2 separate regions of the Homo sapiens genome follow, and region 1 is linked to region 2. Evidence: chromatin loops called from intact Hi-C (ENCODE). Cell type or tissue: psoas muscle. All regions are shown on one strand. Each heading gives the region's core, and the rest is flanking DNA. Links, peaks and the distances in the headings are about the cores only.

Region 1 (10,462 bases), core at 765-8,764, 47 kb after region 2:
CAGTCCATTGCTATCTCGTTTTACATTCATGTATTTTTTTTTTTTAGTGATTATAAATGGTATTGTATTTATAATGTTTCCACATATTCACTTTTAGAATACAGAAATACAAATCACTTTTTAATTGTCACAACTGATTTTCATATGTTGATCTTATGTCAGTGACCTTGCTGAACTCAGTTTAAGGAAGGTTTTTGTAGATTCCTTGAGATTTTCTATGCAAACTATCACTGCGTCTGCAAACAGAGATAATTTTAGTCCTTCCTTTCTTATCTGTATGCCTTTTATTTCCTTTTCTTGCCTTATTGAGCCGGCTAGATCACAGTTGGACAGCAGTGGTGAGAGCAGACATTCTTGCAGACATGCTTGCCTTATAAGTGATCTTAGGGGAAAAGCAGTCTTCTATAATTATAATGTTAGTTGTGGTTTTTTTGTAGATGTTCTTTATCAGATTGAGAAGGTTCCTCACTATTCCTAGTTTTCTGAGAGTTTTTTTTTTTTATCATTAATAGGTGTCAAATTTTGTCAAGTGTCTTCTGTGTCTACTGATATGATCATGTGATTTTTTTCCTTTTAATTTATTAATATGGTGGATTACATTGATTGATTCTTGAACATTGAACCAGCCTTGCATCCTATGAACAGGGATCATTCCAACGTTACCTAATTTTAAAGATCATATAGAAGAAATAGTGTCTCAGTTATATGACCCTAATTTGGAGGAAGGGGATAAGGGGTGAGAAACGAGCTCTTCCAACAAGGGCATTTGCCTTGGTTCACCTGACTGGATCAAATAAGACTTCTGGCCGGGCACGGTGGCTCATGCCTGTAATTCCAGCACTTCGGGAGGCTGAGGCAGACAGATTGCTTGAGCTCAGGAGTTTGAGACCAGCCTGGGCAACACAGTGAAACCCTGTCTCTACAAAAAATACAAAAATGAGCTGGGCGTGGTGGTGTGTGCCTGTAGTCCCAGCTACTTGGGAGGCTGAGGTGGGAGGATGGCTTGAACCCAGGAGGCAGAGGTTGCAGTGAGCCAAGATGGTGCCACTGCACTCCAGCCTGGGTGATAGAGCCAGATCCTGTGTCAAAAGAAAAAAAAAAGGTGGCAAGAGGTACTGAGGTCCAAGAGATGATATATCTAGCACTCCCTTCCACCTCAATGAATCCAACAGGAAGCAAAGACCTTCCATCTTCTCCTTACTAATTATGCTGTAAATACTTTCTCTTAATTTTTAATGTCATCTTTCCTCTTTTATTTCTCCCATCATCATTCCAAAACCCATTCAGAAGGGTGTATTTGCAGGCATGTTGTTGGGGTGGTAGAGTAGAGTGGGAAAAGAAAGAGGTAAGATGTGATGCAAATAGAATATATTTCAGCTGAATGATCTGTTTTAACAATCTGTGTTTGTCTAGAGATGTTTGAGAGCATGAGAAAGGAAGTCAAGGAAAGCTTGACCATCCCCGGCAGAGTCTGGAGTTTGGCAGCTGGGAATGGAGATAGCACGCAGAGTGAACAAAGGTCCAAGATGAGCTCAGAGCCACTGAATGACAACACACCTTCTGAATGCACATGACTCCTCAGATGCCTCTGGTCTCTAACACCTCACAGAGCAGCTGCCACACCACACCACTCTCAGGTTCATTAGTTATTCTTTAGGTGGTTAGAGCACAGCATGAAGGAAGCAGGGTTGATTGGTTTTATTCCTGCAATGATTAGGGCATTTTGCACTGCTTAGTGGCCCTATCCTGCTCCCTGAGGCTAGTCTACAGGTGGGAAATATTGGTCCTGCCGAGGAACCAACTGGCATCACCAGATGCATTGGCAACGTTGGAAAAATACAATCTCATGAGCAATGGTATGCCCCATGTGTCCTAAATGTTTTTCTATGCCAGTGATTTTCAAATTCTTTTAGCCTTTAAGTTTTTTTTTTCCCTCCAACTGAAATCTTACTAGGAAACTCATCAAAAAGAAGAGGAGCTGTTCTGATTCAAGTTTGGCAGAATTCAGAGATCCATGTAAAGGATTCCTTTCCTCCTCTGAACTCTGCCACAATCATTTCAATAAACAAAATTTTAAAACTACTGTATTATGTGTTCTTTAATGCTGGTTAATGTTCTTACCTAATTTTAAAGGGAAGAGACTGAGACATGAAGGGGCTATAACTTTTCCAAGTCAATGCCACGAGTTTGCATCAGTCAGGAACTGTGCTTGTCTGATCTGAAAACTGGTTTAAACAAGGCAGGGCTTTACTTTTCTGTCACCTAAGAGGACACTGTAGGGCAGTATAGGGCCGATGTGGTGGGGCTTATGAGGTCTTTGGGGACCTAGGCTCTTTGCGGCCCAACATTCCATGATCTCTAGGATGGATCCTCATCCCATGTTTATGATATGATTTCTAGAGCTCCAGCCATCTGATCAGCACATAGAAGATGTAGAAAGAGGGGGAATAGGAATAGAAGGGGTTTTCTAGAAAGGCTTAATGACTTTTGCTTACATCTGAAATGAGTAACTTAAAAAATTAAGCTGGCATACTGACATACCTGATATGGTTTTGCTGTGTGTCCCCACCCAAATCTCATCTCGAATTGTAATCACCGTGTGTTGAAGGAGGGACCTGGTGGAAGGTGATTAGATCATGGGGGTTCTCATGAGATCTCATGGTTTAAAGTGGGTGGCAGTCTCCCTCCTCCGTCTCCTGCCACCTTGTAAGATATGCTTTGCTTCCCCTTCACCTTCCTCCATGATTGTGTTTCCTGAGGCCTCCCCAGCCATGTGGAACTGTGAGTCAAACCTCTTTTCTTTATAAATTACTCAGTCTCAGGTGGTTCTTTATAGTAGTGCGAAAATGAACTAATACACACCCTTTCCCCCAGCAATATAGGAGCTCTGCCAGTGAGGAAGGGGAGAGCTGACATTGGTGGATAACTAACAGTTTGGCACAAAATATGTGTAAAAAGTATGCCTCTAAGTGAGCACATGTCCTGGATTTATCCCAATTGCAAATAAGCTGCCTCTTCTCCTCATAAACCCACCAAGTCAATATTTCAGCACCTAAATGTTTTTTTCTCATTTTTTTCTTATTCAGAAGAGGCTCAAAACTCCTTTGTCAGATTAATGTCCTGTATTTTATTTTAGAAAATAAGGTGTTCATAAAACAACCTAACTTGTTATTTGTTAAAATTGCTTGACAAAGGATTTTTTTTTTCAAAATATCGCATATGTTTTGGATTGTCTTCAGACCATAATCCTGCTCTATGAGGGCAAGTGGCAGGTGGGAAGGTGTAGATCAGCAATATGTGGTTTGTGACTGAACGTGGAAGTTGGATTACACTTCAGGGTGCATAGATGCCTGCCCTTGACCCTTTACCACATGAGGGTCTTTATTAGCTCCTCACTAAGGCATTCCTGTTCCCCACCTGCTTTCCTGCCCACCTCACAAGGGTGATGGGGGCACTATTGGTTCAGAGTGGGCTGCCACTGCCTGTGGTATAGTGTGGAAGACAAAGAATGGACATGGATTGAAAAGACCTGGATTCAACTCTGCCTTTGTGACCCTTTGACAAGCCACCTCAGTTCTCCAGGCCTCATTTCCTCTTTAGTAAAATGAGAGGATTAGACTAGATGAGCTCTGTGGACACTTCCAAATCAAATATTCTGATATTGTGTCTCCTGCTCCCATCCCCTGTCCTTTGTCCTCACGTGGGCTGGAATGTGAGGTACAAATGCTGCCAGTCACTGGATAAGGACTCTTAAAAGTCATCTGCTCACTTTCTTCCACCAGGAAGAATTATAATAAAAATTAGCCTGTTTGCTTAAGTTTTATGGATTTGTTTTATAGATCCTAGAGATTTTCCTAATGTAGGTCTCTAACTAAAATGCCTCCAGTTGGATTTAATGCCCATTTTCTCTTGCCCTGTTGATTATATGGCTGTCTGGATGTTCATAGGAAAACTTGAGACAAAATCACAATTGCAATAGGATGAAGAACATTTCCCAAAGGAATGGGATCCAGATTGCTCACTGTCTATTTATGAGTTCACTTTTTTTTTTTTTTTGGAGACTGACTCTCACTCTGTCTCCCAGGCTGGAGTGCAGTGGCATGATCTTGGCTCACTGCAACCTCCGCCTCCTGGGTTCAAGCGACTCTCCTGGCTCAGCCACCTGACTGGCTGGGATTACAGGAGTGTGCCGTCATGCCTGGCTAATTTTTGTATTTTTATTGGAGACAGGGTTTCACCATGTTGGCCAGCCTGGTGTCAAATTTCTGATCTCAAGTGATTCACCTGCCTCGCCCTCCCAAAGTGCTGGGATTACAGGCACGAGCCACCGCACCTGGCTGAGTTCACTTTTTAACTGACTCAGTCCATCAAGAGAACTGGGCACCTGCTACGTGCCAGTCTCTACATGGAAAATATGGGCTCCAATGCTTGCCTGATCTATTTTGCAGGTAAATGTGCTACTATGTGCCAGTCTCTGTCTCATGTGTATCACTTTCTTATGTAATCTTAACCATATGATGTAGGCATTTATCATTGAATTCTAATGTTTCTGTCTGCTGCTTCTTTGACTGAGGAAACTGTGCAATACCCTTTTCCCAATCATTTATTTACCTAATCTTTTTGGTAAGTATTATGTGCTAGGGACCAGAGATATAACTGACCAAGACAGATAGGGTTTATCTGACAGGACTGTCAATCTATTCATCATAGTGCCCTACTTACTCCCAAGCACAAGCCTGACCAATCATGAAATGTCATGTTCCTTTGGCCAGTGATTAGACCAGGGGCTGGGAGAATGACCAAAGTAGGACCAGTTAGAGTCCTCGTATGCCATATGATCCAATGCTGGTTGCTGGAAATAGAGGGCTTCTCCTTCCCTTTATTCATTTAAGCCTTGGATTCAGATGTATATGGTACCTACCCCCACTAATGTACTTTGAAGTTTCAAAAACCAATAAATTTCCTTTTTGCTTAAGCTATTAGATTGAACCATATGAAAATGCCATATTTGCAGGTTGAATGTCAGAATTTCATCTGGTTTAACCTAGTAGTTTACATTTCTGCTGCCTATAATTGAATGAGTCCTGACTAATATGGGAGTACTGTTATCTCCAACTTAGATGAGGAAAATGAAGCAAGGGGTATTTGGTCAACGTCATTTTGCTATTAAGTATAGCAGGAATTAAAACCCTGGTGGCTTCAAAGCACATGTTCTTGATGAGCACTGAACAGAAGAGATTGTTGCTCATAGAGTGGGCCACAGGCAGCTGCCTGTCAGCAAACTATTTGCTACTAATCCATAAGAAGATAGGAAGTGCTGTGCCAGAGTGCAAAATCAACTATGCCACTAAGCATGCTCTTTAGTTCAGCATTTTTTTTTAATAGTAAGACTTTCTCAATGATGTAAGCAGTGAGCTGATTTAGATACTGGTGCAAGCTGCTTATCTCCTCCTGATCCAGTGTCAAATGGTCTTGTGGATTGGCACTTGGAGCAGCACTGGGTACACAGTGGACCCTTGGGTTTGCTGCCCAGTGACAATAGCCTCCATTCACTGGGGACTTCCACAGAAGCCATATCTATGCCATGTGATGCTGACCTACTCTTCTGCTAGTCACAGCTGATTGGTTCAAGTCATTTGTTTGAGCCAAACTGGACCAATTAGATTTTCTTATCTAAGAATATGGAATCTCAAAAAGAGAAACAAAGGAGCCAGGAGAAGTAAGTAGTGAAACTACAAAAGCAGAATAAGCCCCAAAAACCCTTGTTTCCATGTCTTTGGAACTGTCGTTCTTACACTTTTGAGGTGTGGCTGTTCAACTCTTCCTGTACATTTTGTGAGATTACTAATATCCTTTCACAAGTAAATTCCTTTTTGTCTTAAGCCAGGTAGAGTTGGTTTCAAAAGAACCTTAATACCATTGAAAAATATAAGGAAGACCACATGTTCATGACTTAGGATTCTGTTAATAATTTCAATTATTTGCTAGCCTATGTGAGGGTGTTACCCACAATTCTGGGTCCCAGTAGTAGCTGGAAAAGTTGCTACCTAAACTGGGCATCCCCTCATCCCCTACTGTTAAATAGAAACAAAGACAAATATAGTCAATTAACTCTGATTACTAAAGACTCTGATAAGAATTGAACATCTTAGTTAAAGCAAATAATCAACTTGTATCGTTTAACTGTAGATAAATAGAAACCAAATGAATGAATTCACTCATTGCTAACATTAGGAGCGTTAGTCACCTTGGGGCTGCAGCACTGACATCTGCCCATCTAGCTGCCTTTAAAAGAACCATTTGCTCTGGGAACACAAACATCATCTCAACTACCTAAACTCAAACAACAGGTCCTTGAATTCAAACTTGTTTTGAAAAAAAATTATGATCGAGACACAACTTGAATCCTCTTATTACCCATCCATTTCTCTTTAGAAGTAATATATGAATAAAAACAAAATACTTGGAAATCTCCTAAGATTTTCTCACTGCTTGAAGTAGGAAGTCCCAATAGATAGTTCATTCCCGTTTGGTGAAGAAAGCAGCTAAAATGGAGGTTTGAGATGAATGCTTAGCAGCTGGAAGTTGCTGCATAGGGCGATAGCAGGAGAAAGGAAGCAGGTGAAAGTTCCTGCTGCTCTTATTTGGGGGAAGATGCTGGGAGAGGCCTTACAAGCTTGATGGCCTTGATCATTTATTTCTGAGTTCAGAATAATTGTCTCCCACACGCTTACCTAGAACCTCTGTGATCTTGGTTCTGAATAGGTTAATCTATTTTTAATGGCTACCCAAATACTATTAAGCTAATTCTTGCATTCCTTTGCTCTTCCTATTTAAAAACAAAAGTTCTGATAGTAATAGATGTCCCTGCCATTGTGGCCAAGAGAATCACCTACAGATGCTCTCTGAACAGAAAAAAATTGAACCTGAGATTCACATATCTATGCTTATAATTCTCCACATTTACAACCTCTTAGTCTTTAAAAAATCTAATGATTTAGGTGCAGAGTTCTTTTTTCTTAATTGTATTGTTGGACTTATCTTAAACATAATCTGTAAGACTCAACATAATATCATTTATCCAGTATTTTTTATTGTACTAAATTTCAGGACTAATCTAAGTTTAAACTCTTTATTTTAGAAAATCAGTAACAGCAGCTAATTAGCACATCTCATTCTGGATGTATTTGCCAACCAATTTCAGAGACTCATTTGCCTGTTAAGAGATTTTATTGAACACCAGCACCACAGACTCTCCTTTTTTTCTAGTAAACAGCTCATGCTTATTATCTTATTACAGGAATGCCACTGGTTAAATCAGGCTCTGAATATAAATAGCCATATTACTGCCATCAGGCATCAATGTTTATTTAGTGGCTGTGAGTCATGCATACCTCTTTGATCGGGTTTGGAATGAGCCATTGCCGTTTTTGTTCAAAAAGGTTATTTGCAAAGGCTACAGAAGTATCAGTTAGATTAAACATGAAATTAATCAGCGTGGAATTTTATCAGCCATTTCTGCCACCAAACACCAGGTGTCAAGAGCATGTGCAAATGAGGGCTGAACATAATGAAGCTGGGGACAGCTTAGTAGAGAGGTCAGAAAAGATTCCAAGAGGTCTGAGGGAGGAAAGGTGGAGGGAGGCAGCGAGGAAGGAGGGAAGACAGGCAGGCAGGTAATATTGAAGGCCTGCTGAATCATCTGGAACGACTTGGCAGTTTTACATAGCATATCTCATAGCACAGTGTGTGGAATGGGAGTTAGGTGACCTGCGAGCTTGAGCTCTGATCTGCCCAGTCCAGTGATCTTAGGAAAACAACTTAATGCATACAGGCATTACAAAGCATGCAGAGAGAACATATGACAAACTTGTACAAAAGCAGGGAAACCACCTCAATGTTTCTCTAGACTAAAAATATCAGAGAGAAATAGACCCAAGGCAGATGTGATGTGGCTTTTTGTTGATGAAACTATGATGGCAGAGAACATGTGGCCCTTTAACTGGAGGGCTCACTGAAACTGGGTCTATTCCGTCATTCAACATTTAGCGTATCCTCTGCTTGTCAGGCACAGTGCTGAGCAGGCCTGTGAGTAATTATACCATGGTTAGTGCTATGATGATTGCCACTATAAATTCCTGTTGACCTCATTCTCAACCCTGCTTTCAGCACTGCTCGGCGATTCTGATACATTATTCGGAGCGACTCTTCCCCCCATTGTCCACGAAGCCAATTTCTAGCACTCCCTGCTGTCTTCAAGCTTCTGTCTTCCCAGCCTCCATTCTGCTTACTCTCAGTGGCTGATCAGACCTTCCCTACAGTGAAAATAAATTTATCTACATTCACACTGATCCACTCCCTCTCCCATATTCTCATCTCAGGGAATGTCTTTCCTCTTAAAACAGGCAATCCTTCTATCTGTGATTTGGATCCCATTCCCTCCTGGAGGTCGTTTTCTACCTAGAATCTTTAATTCTTCCCTCTCAACTAGCTTCATCATTCCAAATTAAAAAAAAAAAAAATCCTCCTTCAACCATACCCCTCTTCAGGAATCCTCCTCCATTGTCAAAGGCAAGCTACCTGAAAGAATTGTCTACCTAGAATTTTCATTCCCTCGAGTTCCCTGGGAGACCGACACAGAGCTTCGAATGCAGGTGGTGAACTGGGGAAAGCTCTCAGAAGCTGCACCAGGGCTGGCATGAAGGAGTCTCTTGGAAACTGTGACTTTAAAAGATGTACAGCAGGCCCTCCAATAAAGTTGTTTGGTGCAATGTTCTTTCTTTATAACATTGGTGAGGGAAAAAATGTTTTATTGTACATCATTTCATTTAAAGTAGTAGTTTCCAAGAACCTATTCACTTTAAGTGAGGACCTACTGTGGATACAACAGTGGCATCATCCAATTCTAGGGAACTCTAGGGCTGGGATGGCCTTTAGAGATGACCTGAATTGAAGCAAAGGGGACAGGCCTTTGTAACCCCTCATCAACCAGCCATTGGATGCACAGGGCAGGCACATCAACTCGGGTAAGTCAGTTTCCTTTGATAAAAAGTCATTCTTGCAGAGGAATTCAGCTGTGAGCCATCAGCGGGCTAAAGTCCTGGCAGCTGGGGAATGAGTGCTTCAACCCTAAAAGGGGGTTCTGGGTGGCACAGCCTAGCACATGCTCTATAATGACAACCATCTTTCTGTCACCTGGCTTTGTCTCTCCTGAGCTCCAGACTCCATCGACATTCAACTGCCTACTGCAGATTTCCCTTTTGGCAACATGTGAGATACAATAAAACATATACAAAATTTAATGCTCATCACCACCTTCTACAGCTCTACTCCCTCTTTAGGGTTCTCTGTATTAGTCTGTGTTCACGCTGCTGATAAAGACATACCTGAGACTGGGAAGAAAAAGAGGTTTAATTGGATTTACAGTTCCACATGGCTGAGGGGGCCTCAGAATCATGGCAGGAGGCGAAAGGCCCTTCTTTTTTCTTTTTTTTTTTAATTTTTATTTTTATTTTTATTTTATTTTATTTTATTTTTATTTATTTATTTTTATTTATTTATTTATTTATTTATTTATTTTTTTTTTTTTTATTGATCATTCTTGGGTGTTTCTCACAGAGGGGGATTTGGCAGGGTCATAGGACAATAGTGGAGGGAGGGTCAGCAGATAAACAAGTGAACAAAGGTCTCTGGTTTTCCTAGGCAGAGGACCCTGCGGCCTTCCGCAGTGTTTGTGTCCCTGGGTACTTGAGATTAGGGATTGGTGATGACTCTTAACGAGCATGCTGCCTTCAAGCATCTGTTTAACAAAGCACATCTTGCACCACCCTTAATCCATTCAACCCTGAGTGGACACAGCACATGTTTCAGAGAGCACAGGGTTGGGGGTAGGGTCACCGATCAACAGGATCCCAAGGCAGAAGAATTTTTCTTAGTACAGAACAAAATGAAAAGTCTCCCGTGTCTACCTCTTTCTACACAGACATGGCAACCATCCGATTTCTCAATCCTTTCCCCGCCTTTCCCCCCTTTCTATTCCACAAAACCGCCATTGTCATCATGGCCCGTTCTCAATGAGCTGTTGGGTACACCTCCCAGACGGGGTGGTGGCTGGGCAGAGGGGCTCCTCACTTCCCAGTAGGGGCCGCCGGGCAGAGGCGCCCCTCACCTCCCGGACGGGGCGGCTGGCCGTGCCGGGGGCTGACCCCACCACCTCCCTCCCGGACGGGGCGGCTGGCCGTGCCGGGGGCTGACCCCCCCCACCTCCCTCCCTGACGGGGTGGCTGCCGGGCAGAGACGCTCCTCACTTCCTCACTTCCCAGACGGGGTGGCTGCCGGGCAGAGGGGCTCCTCACTTCTCATATGGGGCGGTTGCCAGGCGGAGGGTCTCCTCACTTCTCAGACTGGGCGGCCGGGCAGAGACGCTCCTCACCTCCCAGACGGGGTCGCGGCCGGGCAGAGG
Region 2 (10,462 bases), core at 841-8,840:
TCAGCAAAATTATAGTAGATACTTTTATGAACAAGGCCGGGGTTAACAAGACATAAAATACCAGGTTAAAGACTATCTGGTCATCATAAGTACATGATCTATTGAATGACTTAAGGCTCTCCTCCATGTGTCTTCCCCCTTGAGAGTTACTTTTTGAATTTAGTCCCAAAAAAGCATTGTCTCTTGTGAGGAAATGGTCTATATCCTTTTTTTTTTTTTTTTTTTTTTTCCAGATTTGAGAACTGTGTAACTTATGTTTCTATTTTTTTCCAAGGTTCTAGTTTGCATACCACAGAAATCGATTCTGGCTATTGCAGTCAGAAAAGAGGAATTTGTGGCAGGGTGTGGCGGCTCATGCCTGTAATCCCAGCACTTTGGGGATTACAGGCCCTTGAGGCCAAGGCAGGCAGATAGCCTGAGGTCAGGAGTTCGAGACCAGTCTGGCCAATATGGTGAAACCCCTTCTCTACTAAAAGTACAAAAAAATTAGCCGGGTGTGGTGGCATGCGTCGGTAATCCCAGCTACCCGGGAGGCTAAGGCAGGGGAATTGCTTGAACCAGGGAGAGATTGCAGTGAGCCAAGATCGCACCACTGCACTCCAGCCTGGGCGATAGAGTGAGACTTGATCTAAAAAAAAAAAAAAAGAAAAAGAAAAGAGGAATTTGTTGAAAGGATGATTCAGGACCAAGCTGTACCACTGACTAGCTCAGGGGCAGTGGACAAGTCATTTATCCTTTTCAAATTTCACTTTACACCTTACCATTCCAGCCCTACCTGAAAGTCCCCTGTCCAAGGCCCTTGGAAGAGCAAGGGACAGTGAGGCAGGAGAAGACCAAGAGTTGAATATAGGCCTGGCCCATAATGTGAACATAAGTATTCACTTTCTCTGATGTTCAACAATTCATCTATTCAATCATTTATTCATTGGGTTGTCAGATAGTCTACTATGTGCAAAATAATCTATTTTGGCATTACATGCAAAATAATCTGTTACAGCTTTAAAATATATCTGGAACTTTTTAGATTATTTCAAGCCTTATTCTGAATAAATGTTTGTTACTTCTAGTTCTATAAGTGAGGAAATGTTTATGGCAAAGACTTTTGGCACTTTGTTTTCAAGGTGGTGTTATCTTTTGCATTCTTTGTAAATGACTTTTTTTTTCTGCCAAATAATAACTGGTTAACAAACACATGTTCATATTTATTGATTAAAATGTTGTTACTTAATTCCTTAAAAAAAAACAAACAAACCCAAAAGCCTCCCAAAGTTTGCTTTACCTGCCATTCAAGGAATGTTGCACAATCAGAGCGAGGCTCACAAAATAGATGGAATGCTCAAAAACCAAGCCTGGGAAGCACATAGGAACCAAGAGAGTTCTGGATAGTGAGGTCACAGGAACTGGTTCTCTTGCTGCTGGGCCAGGTTGAGTAAGACGTGCAATTGCCTTCATGATGTTGGGTCACTCTACATTCAAGTCCTGGAAAAGTTTCTGATTAGCCAAAGGCTTCAGTTTGGAAAGCTAGTCCCTTTCGATGTCTTAGAGGGAGTACCAGCCACTCTCAAGATTAATGGGGTAGTCTTCAAAAGGAATATCGGTGGGCAGATGTTGGATAACAACAAAAATGGATGTCCGGAAATGCAGAGTAAAGCTGTTGCTCAAAAATAAAAACAATATCCACCCTTGTAAGGAGTGTATGTGCTCTTTCTGCCTTTTCTTGGTTCTGATTTTTTTCTTCCTTTCCCTTTAATTACCCTTATTGTATTGCATTCCTTGAATGGCAGGTAATGTGAGATTTGGAAAGGATAAATGACTTGCTTGATGTCTCTGAGCTAGTAAGTAGTACAGCCAGGTTTTGAATGTATATCTTTTCACTTTAATTTCAGTTGTCTTGTCTTTCCCTCTGTATTGATGCAATACAAAGTGGAGAGTGACAAATATCAAGAAAGTTACAAGAAAACTGCTCTACTTGATCTAAAGAGGAGTATTTCTTCAGGTTTGAAGACATTTGTTGGTCTAAGTAATTAACAATAAATATGTTTTCTTTGCTAAAGGGAGAGTGCATCCACTCTCTTTTGTAAACCAGCTAACCCACCAGCAGGGAATGTCCTATCATTACCAGGAAGGTGCCATGAATAAGAAGAGTGGTTTCTTCAGTATTTTTTTCCCTGGTGAGTTCTGAGGATCTTAGGTCTATGTTCAGGCTATTCCTCTCTTTTGAAAAGACCTATCCTATCATCCAAATGCATCAGAATTTAATTTTCTTGCCTTTATAAAAAGTGTTTTCTGGGGGAAACTACATTTTTTTTTATAAAAAATTTGGATAATACAAAAATAAAATATAATGAAAACAAAAGTACACTCAGAACTCCACTGTTATATTTTACATGTATGTGTACATATTTTCTTTTTTGAAAATTGAGATTATATGATATCCTTCTTTTACATGACATAATTTTGTGAGCTCATGACACATGAAACTTTTGATACTTGGATTCTTAATAACTATTTACTTTGCACTTATTTGGGCTCACAACTGTGCATCAAAACCCCTTCCTGTCCTCCAGGAACTACCTTCTCCACTTTTAGTCTATGTAGGGAGGAGGAAGGGCAAGAAGCCAGGAATCAAGAAATCAAGAGAGCAACCCTGCGAACCATGACTTCAAAGTGATGATTCTTGTCCTACGTTAAAGATACCAAGGAGTCCAAAACACTTCTTTCTCTATTTTTTGAAGAGTATGAACATGTGACTTAGTTTTTGCATGGAACCATATCTAAAGCAACACAGTTCTGCAGAGTACAGCTAATTTTTTTTTAAAGAATTCATTATTTACAACAGTCTCTTCATTAAACAGGATCCAATTCCTAAGCCACATGGGCAGATCTCACTTGTCTCCTCTTTTCCGTCCTCCAGCCTCTGGAAGCCACAGTGAACCATCTAGGTCACTTATCAACCCACAGCTCCCTGCTTTCTTTTCCCTTCCCTCCTCTGTTATTTCTTTTATTGTTTGGGCCACTTCGCGTCTTTTCTAGAAAGTAAGAATACTTCCTCTTTAGGAGGGGTAGGAAGAGTTAAATTGTGGACATTTAGCATTCTCCTCAAATAGCAGGGGGAGAGAGATGCTGTGGACACTTACCCCATCATCTTTTATAGCCCTTTTCCGTGTCTTGCATCTCTGTTCCCCTGAAGTGACCGGCACTGGCACGACCACCTGGAAGGACCTGGGGGAAATTCTTCCTGAATAGAAGTGACCCTGAGAAACCAGGCAGCAAGGCTGATTCTGGGCCATGGCCCCAGGCTACGCATGGGCCAGCTTGGGCTGGGAGGACAACAGCAGCGGTTGTTCCTGAGTTGCCCTCCATGCCTTTTCACATCACCCCACCATCCACCCCAGGGGTAGCCTCCAAAAAGGGACTGAGATCACATTCCCCTGCCAAAGCACGGAAGCTCTGTCCTCTTGGGTAACAGGCCCCAGGACTGTGGACTGGCAGGAGATGGGTGTGGGATTAAGGAGAATGAGGTTGGTCTCTGAGTTTACATCCTAGATCTCTTTGCAGGGTTCTGCTTTCCTTGAGAGTTAGAAAAGAGCCAGAGCATATATGTGAGAAGCAAAATGGCTGGAAAGCTGTGGGCCTTGAGTATTTATTTATTCATCCCAGATTCTTTCAATATACATTCACAAGAGGGTGAGGGTGATACCTAGGTGTTCAGGCTCTAGAGTCGAGCAGACCTAAATTTGAAGCCTGTTTCCGCCACCGATGAACTAGGCAAGCAACTTTACCCCTTTAGACCCCAGCTTTTTTATGGGTAAACTTGGGCAACCTCCTCAGCAGATTATTATGAGGATTAAGAGAAAATTGAAAAGTGCATGTGGAGCATTAGTTCAGTGCCCGCTACATTGGTCTTGACGGGTGGCTGGTATTACTGTTCTTGAAAACGTCCTCCAAGAAGGCTGTGACGGAAACAAGGCTAAGTCAGATACAGATCCTGCCCAAGGTAGCTTATGATGGGCAATCCTAACACCAGAAATGATGGGAGCCAGGAGAGAAGATTAGGACGAAAGGGGCATGAAACAAACAGAATCAAAGGTTCAAAAAAGGATCGGCAGAAAGGATTGTTTAACATGGTGGGGCTGAAAGTGAAAGCTGAATTGAACAGAATATAACAGTGGGGTCTGACAGAGCCTGGGCATAGTGTCTAAAGGTGGGAAAGAGGAGCAACAGGATACATTAAAAGCACAGTAGGTGAGCAGACTCGTCACCGGGTTGACAAGAGTGAGAAGGTAAGCAAAGGAGAAAGCAGACTGGGATCGATAAATAAGCAACAAACGTAGTGATAAAGACGACCCTACCAGTCCAGACACTAAGAGGCAGCCTGTCACAGAGGCTGGAATTGGGCTTGCAGTTTAAGATCACAAAAAGAAAAATGTATGCAGATGTTTGCAGATTTTTCTGATGCTTTGATCGTTTTCCTATCACAACACTCAGAAATCCATCCTGGATTTATCCTCAGGAAAGACATCTGAGAGCCCCTCTCACGCCTTGTCACTGCCTTGGAAGATTTCATAGTCAAGTTCTCAGAGATGGGATAAGTGGTTAAGAGAGTGATCAGCACAAGTTGCTGAGTTCTGGAGACCCTGATTGGAGCAGATGCCGGCTGCGTGAACTATGTCTAGACATGGAAATTGTGCTCTTAATCTCTCAATCCTGCTTTCTCTACATTCTCTGACAACGCGCCTGTTTCTGTAAACATTCTCACCACGGGAGTGGAGCTGGAAACACATGTGCAATCAGCAGCCACAGCAGCTACAAAGGGGGTTATGAAATCCGCGCAAAAATAGCCTGCTTGCCCCATAGGCATGCAAAGCAGCCAACTAGCCAGGGAGAACGTGTCAGGCGGCAGATTTCGCTCAGTGTTTCAAGAGGCTTCCAGTGACCTGTCATACTTAGGGGCAAAGGAGCTTAGTGCTGGACAGAAACACCCGGAGGGGCTCTGGGCCTGCGGACAGAGCCTCCTGTGCAGCTGTGAGCGACAAGACCTCCTCCCAGGGAGGCAGTACAACTTCCAAGAGATGCCAGCCTCCTGTCCTACCTGCCCCGCAACTCCTCAGCCCTGGTTTAAACTTTTACTTGAGCCGGGCACGGTGGCTCATACCTGTAATCCCAGCACTTTGGGAGGCCAAGGCGGGAGGATCACTTGAGGCCAGGAGTTTGAGACTGGCCTGGGCAACATGCTGAGACCTCGTCTCTACCAAAAAATACAAAAATTAGCCAGGTATGGTGGCACAGGCCTGTAGTCCTAGCTGCTCAGGAGGCTGAGGCGGGAGGATTGCTTGAGCCCAGGAGTTCCAGACTGAACCCTGGATGACAGAGAGTGAGGCCTTGTTTCTGAAAAAACTTCTATTTGAGTTAAAACTTTGAGGTCACGTAATGTTACTGGAGGCAAGAATCTAAAAAGCCTGGCTCCTGCCCTTGGAACTTAATGCATCAGCTGGCTGGCCCTTTGCAGGGTTGGGATGGTGCATCTCTATAGAGTGAGGGAGTGGGAGGGAAAAGCACTTTGGCTGGGATGCTGGGCGCAGGGCTGGCAGATATGTGTTCACCATCTGCAAGGTGAAGGGGTGAGAAATGAGACTTGCTGTGAACAGGGGGGTGCACTGGGTGTCTTCTTTCACCTCCAGCTCCTCCTGCTGCATGACGTTTAGCCCAGTCACTTTGGGCCTCTTGCTTCAGCTTCACTACTGAGTGGGAAGGTGCTCTCTCCCCTGTATTTCACTCCTAAAGAAAGAGGAAAGGATCACCAGTCAGGTGACTGGCCATCACCTCGTCACGTGTCCTTGAAGTTGGAATCTCAGTCAACTCAGAGAAATGATTACATTACTGAGTGCCGTCGCAGAGGTCCTGGGGATATTTTTGTCAATAGAGCCCTTTGTGACTGAAGAGACAGGGTGGGTCATCTACATTCTGTTGGGGAAGACCATGGGGCTAGAAGTCAGCAGATCCAGGCTCTGAGCCAGCTCTGTCGGGTTACTTTCTGTGTTACTGAATGTCTCTGCTTTCCTCAGTTGAACAAAGCAAAGATCTGTAGCCCAAGAAAGGCCACTGGGCAATTGTAATGGCTAGGCTAGGGCAACAGAATGTGCTGAGGGCAGCGTGGAAATGGTGGCCAAGGCACTAAAGACCAGCTTTCTCTTTCATGGGAGCCTGAAATGAACCCTCTGCCACCTCCCTTCCCCACCCATAGATTCCTTTCCCATTTACAGGCAGCTAGGTTGGCCTTGGCCTGGACTGGGTTTCTGTTTTGTCAAACTAACAGGTTTCTGCTGGGAGGAGGGCACTGGCGGAAGTAGCATAACTTATCTTTGGTTTAGGGGTGGAACTTCGGTTGTTTCTCCAGGCACGTCATGTCTTGGCTTGGACCATCCCTTGCTAAAGCACTGTGCTTCACATCCTTTTACGGGAAGTACACGACCTTCCATCTCCCCGCAGGTGTGGGCTGGACCCACAGGACCCAGGCAAAGCCTTTTAGGTGGGTATCCTATTCAGAGGGCCAGCCAGGGACCCCATTGGCCTATTCCTCATAGTCCACACCTGTTTCCAAGGGGCCTCTTTGAACTCAATGACTTTCACTCTTTCTTTTGGAGTCATTTTAGGACAAAGGGAAATGAAATCCTGGTCCTTCAGTGACTTGAGCCATATCTTAAAATTGGGGTTGGGAGGGAACAGAATGGCTCCCCCAAGTCCTGCTCTGGGAGTCAGTTGTTGCCTAGGCTGGGACTCTGAGCTAGTACCCATCATACACAGCATTCCGATTTCTCCCTGTAGCATCCTGAATCTGTATATGCTTTGGGAGCCTGGGGTGGGGAGAGGCCAACCCCTGTCCCTCCATCACACTGTACTTCAGAGAAACCTGTGGAAGATAAAACTACCATTGTGGCTCCTTCCAAGGAGCTTTGGTAAAAAGGAAAGGTATCTGTTTCTGTAGGGATAACACTGAAGTGGAGTGTTGGAAACTCATGTTTCCAGAAAGCTTGAAGGTTTTGACCACCCCAGATGCTTTCTTCATGTTTCACACCAGGCAGCTTGGGCGTGGAGAGCTGCCTCCACCAACTTGGCTGAGAAGCCCTGGCAGCTGCTCAGGCTGAAAATAGTAGGTGCTTCGCATTTTCATCGCAGCCTGAGCAGGGCCTCACGTACACACACCTTGGCACGCAAATGTGGGCGCAGAGATTGTTCCAGGCATCGGGGCCGTGTTCACACATGGCTGTGAGGTGAAGCTGGAAATAGGCTCTGGTAGCCAAGGAAGCAAAGGAGCTGAGGGCCTCTACCATGTGGGGCTGCCATCTCCTTCCTGCAAGCAGCACGGAAAAGGACCTGCCTGAGCCTCAGTGGCCAAGTGTCTTCACCCCTGTAGCCCAGGACAGGCTTTAGAAAAAATGAAAAACAGGTTCATGATGGTTATTTTATGCAAAACCTTTGGAATTCTTCCTTTATCTCCAAATACAAATATTTAAAGTGTTTAAATCACTACAAGAAAATAAAAATCTAAAAGCAATCTGTTAAATAGACTGGGGATGTTGGTAGGGAAAGCAATAGGATCTCCTCTCTGCTCTTGGTGCTTGGGGCACCTCTCTCTTGCTTTTCTCTCACTTCTTGGCTGCCATTTCCCAGGGCCCTGTCCTGGGCTCATCCTGGCATTGATCAATGGCTCTGAAAACATAGGACAACGTAGCTTCAGATATTTAAAGCAGGTATAAGATGTGCCGGAGAGTATCTACAGCATCCATCTCTCTCTCTCTCTCTTTCTCTCTCTCTCTCTCTATCTCCATCCATCCATCTACCCATCCACCTCTTCCTCCCTGTATACTTTCCTTGAGAAAATAGACTCTATTAGAAAGTTGATTTCGTGCAATGCTCTAAGACAGTTATTTTTTATTTATTTTCATTTTCCCCATCATGTTCCTCAGCCAGGAGTTTCAGTGAGCTAGTCGAAAGTGCACCAGCCTTGATGAGAGATGGGCTTAGCTTTGAATCCAGGCATGCTATATGTAGCTGCAGAGTGTTGGATAATTCACCTAAATTCTCTGAACTTTGTAAACTGAGAGTAACTACTTTGCAAGCCTTCTGTGAGGTCCCAGGGGGACAGTGTGTACAAAGCACCAGGAACATATTAGCACCCAGTGAGAGGTGACTGCACCATTTCCTTCATGTTGTAGCATTTTTGAGACTCCTAGTGAAAAGAAAACATCACAGATGTACAGAGAAAGGACTGGCCCAGGCACAGCACACACCATCAGCTCATCATGCCCAACCAGTTTGACCTTGGGTCACTAGCAAAATGCCTCTGTAGAAGGGTGCATGTGGAATGGAGCTGGGCTACGGTGCCATTCACTTCTTATGCCTTTTTTTTTTTTTTTTTTTTTTTTTTTTTTTTTTTTTGGTGAGATGGAGTCTGGCTCTGTCACCCAGGCTGGAGTACAGTGGCGTGATCTTGGCTCACTGCAACCACCGCCTCCCGGGTTCAAATGATTCTCCTGCCTCAGCCTCCCAAGTAGTTGGAATTACAGGCACCCACCACCACGCCTGGCTAATTTTTGTATTTTTAGTAGAGATGGGGTTTCACCACGTTGGCCAGACTGGTCTTGAACTCCTGACCTTAGGTGATTCACCTGCCTGAGCCTCCCAAAGTGCTGGGATTATAGGCATGAGCCACCGCTCCCAGCCTCTTATGCCAATTTAAGTCTGCTTGCAAATAGAAGTGGGACTAAATATATAATACAAACTTAGCTAGAGTCCAAAATTGGAGTAGAAGTTGTTGAAACAGTTTCCTTCATGTAATTGTTATAAACAAAGTATAACAAAGCTATTCATTGCCCACTTTCTGCAGGGTGTATCAACCATTTTAAATCTGCCCTCAAAAGCACAGAACAAATCAGACAGCATTTTGCTCACAGAGGAGAGGGTGTATGAGAACCAAATTCCAGCTTCAGCACATGGCCTTGGGTAAGTCATTTGCTTTCTCTACACCTTAGCTTTCTCATCTGTAAAATAAGAATGGTGATATGATAGTAGTAATAATTCTACAGGCCACATGTGTCTCATACCATTATAATAACGATCAACCGAAGTCATGTATTTTAAAGCCTTCAGGAAACTGTGAGTGTAAGGCATGGTTATCTCACCTTGCAGGAAGGTCTTGAATCCATTCCAATAGCCTTTATTGGATGAGTGGTTTCTGGTGTTGATTTGTGTGCTTGAAAACATGTAGAAAAAGGCTGTGGGCAACATTTCTATCAGGGGTTGTGAGGTGATCGTAGGCAGGTTGCTTCTCAAGGGCAGATGATGTAAGGATGAGAGGGCCAACTATGATATCAGGGGATAGACTCAGGATTCCTCCAGGCCTCGATAACTTTAATCCTCTCTACCTTTGTCCTCCCTCCCCTCAATATGCGGCAGTCTCTGTCCCTTGCATGAACACAGGCTCCCTCCTCTTGGTTACTTTCCCCATTTATTAACTTCCTGATCTCTTGAACAAGGTGTCTGCAGCAGTCTGTGTTCACCAGATGTTCTATGTGGTGTATTGTTTGGGTGAGGCCGTGGAACTCATTCTAGCAGATGAACCATGAGCAGGGGTGATATGTGTGGCTTCCACACTGGGGCAATAAAGAACCAATGTCTTACTTCCCTTGTTCTTGCTTCCTCTGCCATGTGCCCCCAAAGGTACAGCTACAAGATGGAGGAAGCTATTTGACCTGCATCAGACTTTACGTGAACAAAAGGTAAGCCTTTATCATGTGAAACCACTGAGATTTGAGGATTTATTCTGGGATTGCCACATAGTTTGGCCTGTCCTGACAATAAGCGGGACATGCCTTGCTGCTTCACTCCCCCTCACCCCACCTGCTCCTCCAATTTGTGTAATCTTGTGTCTGCCCTCACTGCTTGGAGAAACGGCTACCCTCAAAATTTACCAGTGACCTCATCCTTATTTAGCTACAGACTGCTGAGTTGCCTCATTCACTTAAACTCTTCTTTCTCTCTTAATCTTTTACTTCATTATTTTAAGCTTAATAAAAAGTAATCCATTCTCACTTTAAGGAAATCTCCCCTTACCTTCCCAATTATTTATCTGCTTTTTGTTCTGTTTCCTTTTCTCTTACCTCAAAAGGCAGGTTTCCCCCCAAAGATCTGCCTCTGGCTCTCCTCTCTTCTCATCTCCCCACTCCCCCAGGTGCTTCCATATGCTCCTGTGTGCTCCAGCGGTTGGCTCGTTTGCACAAGGCGGCATTCCTCACTCTCAGCTCCAGCCTAACGTTTCCAGCCTCTCTAGATGTCTGCCTGGGTCTGCAGCCCACTTTTGGAGATGACTGTTCAGAACTAGACTTATCATCCTTTCTCCTTTTTTCCTTCTTCTTCCTACTGTGCTCCCTTTTACTTACTGTCCATGGCACTGTTATCAAAT

The links. A loop is a pair of places that touch in the nucleus more often than their neighbours do. Peaks named below come from ENCODE experiments on the same cell type or tissue, not always from the same donor. Only the 100,000 strongest peaks of a DNase experiment are listed, where the experiment ranks them.
Region 1: a loop joins it to region 2, with 2.2 times the contacts of the local background. A loop is called at or near these places in 6 of 110 quality-filtered maps.

Annotation. Positions count from the first base shown.
Region 1 is chr14:34,078,913-34,089,374 of GRCh38, reverse strand. All of the region lies in intron 5 of LOC102724945 (a long non-coding RNA gene), which reads left to right. Among named protein-coding and RNA genes, the nearest start is that of EGLN3-AS1, 44 kb to the right of the region's middle. In psoas muscle, for the core only: no CTCF peak of the experiment used is centred there; a DNase peak (open chromatin) is centred at 4,234; H3K4me3 peaks cover 1,067 bases; H3K27ac peaks cover 5,309 bases.
Region 2 is chr14:34,125,570-34,136,031 of GRCh38, reverse strand. LOC102724945 (a long non-coding RNA gene) reads left to right here. Exons shown (of 9, transcript XR_001750942.2): 3 at 8,888-9,003; 4 at 9,721-9,779. Among named protein-coding and RNA genes, the nearest start is that of EGLN3-AS1, 91 kb to the right of the region's middle. In psoas muscle, for the core only: no CTCF peak of the experiment used is centred there; DNase peaks (open chromatin) are centred at 4,861 and 7,171; H3K4me3 peaks cover 553 bases; H3K27ac peaks cover 4,079 bases.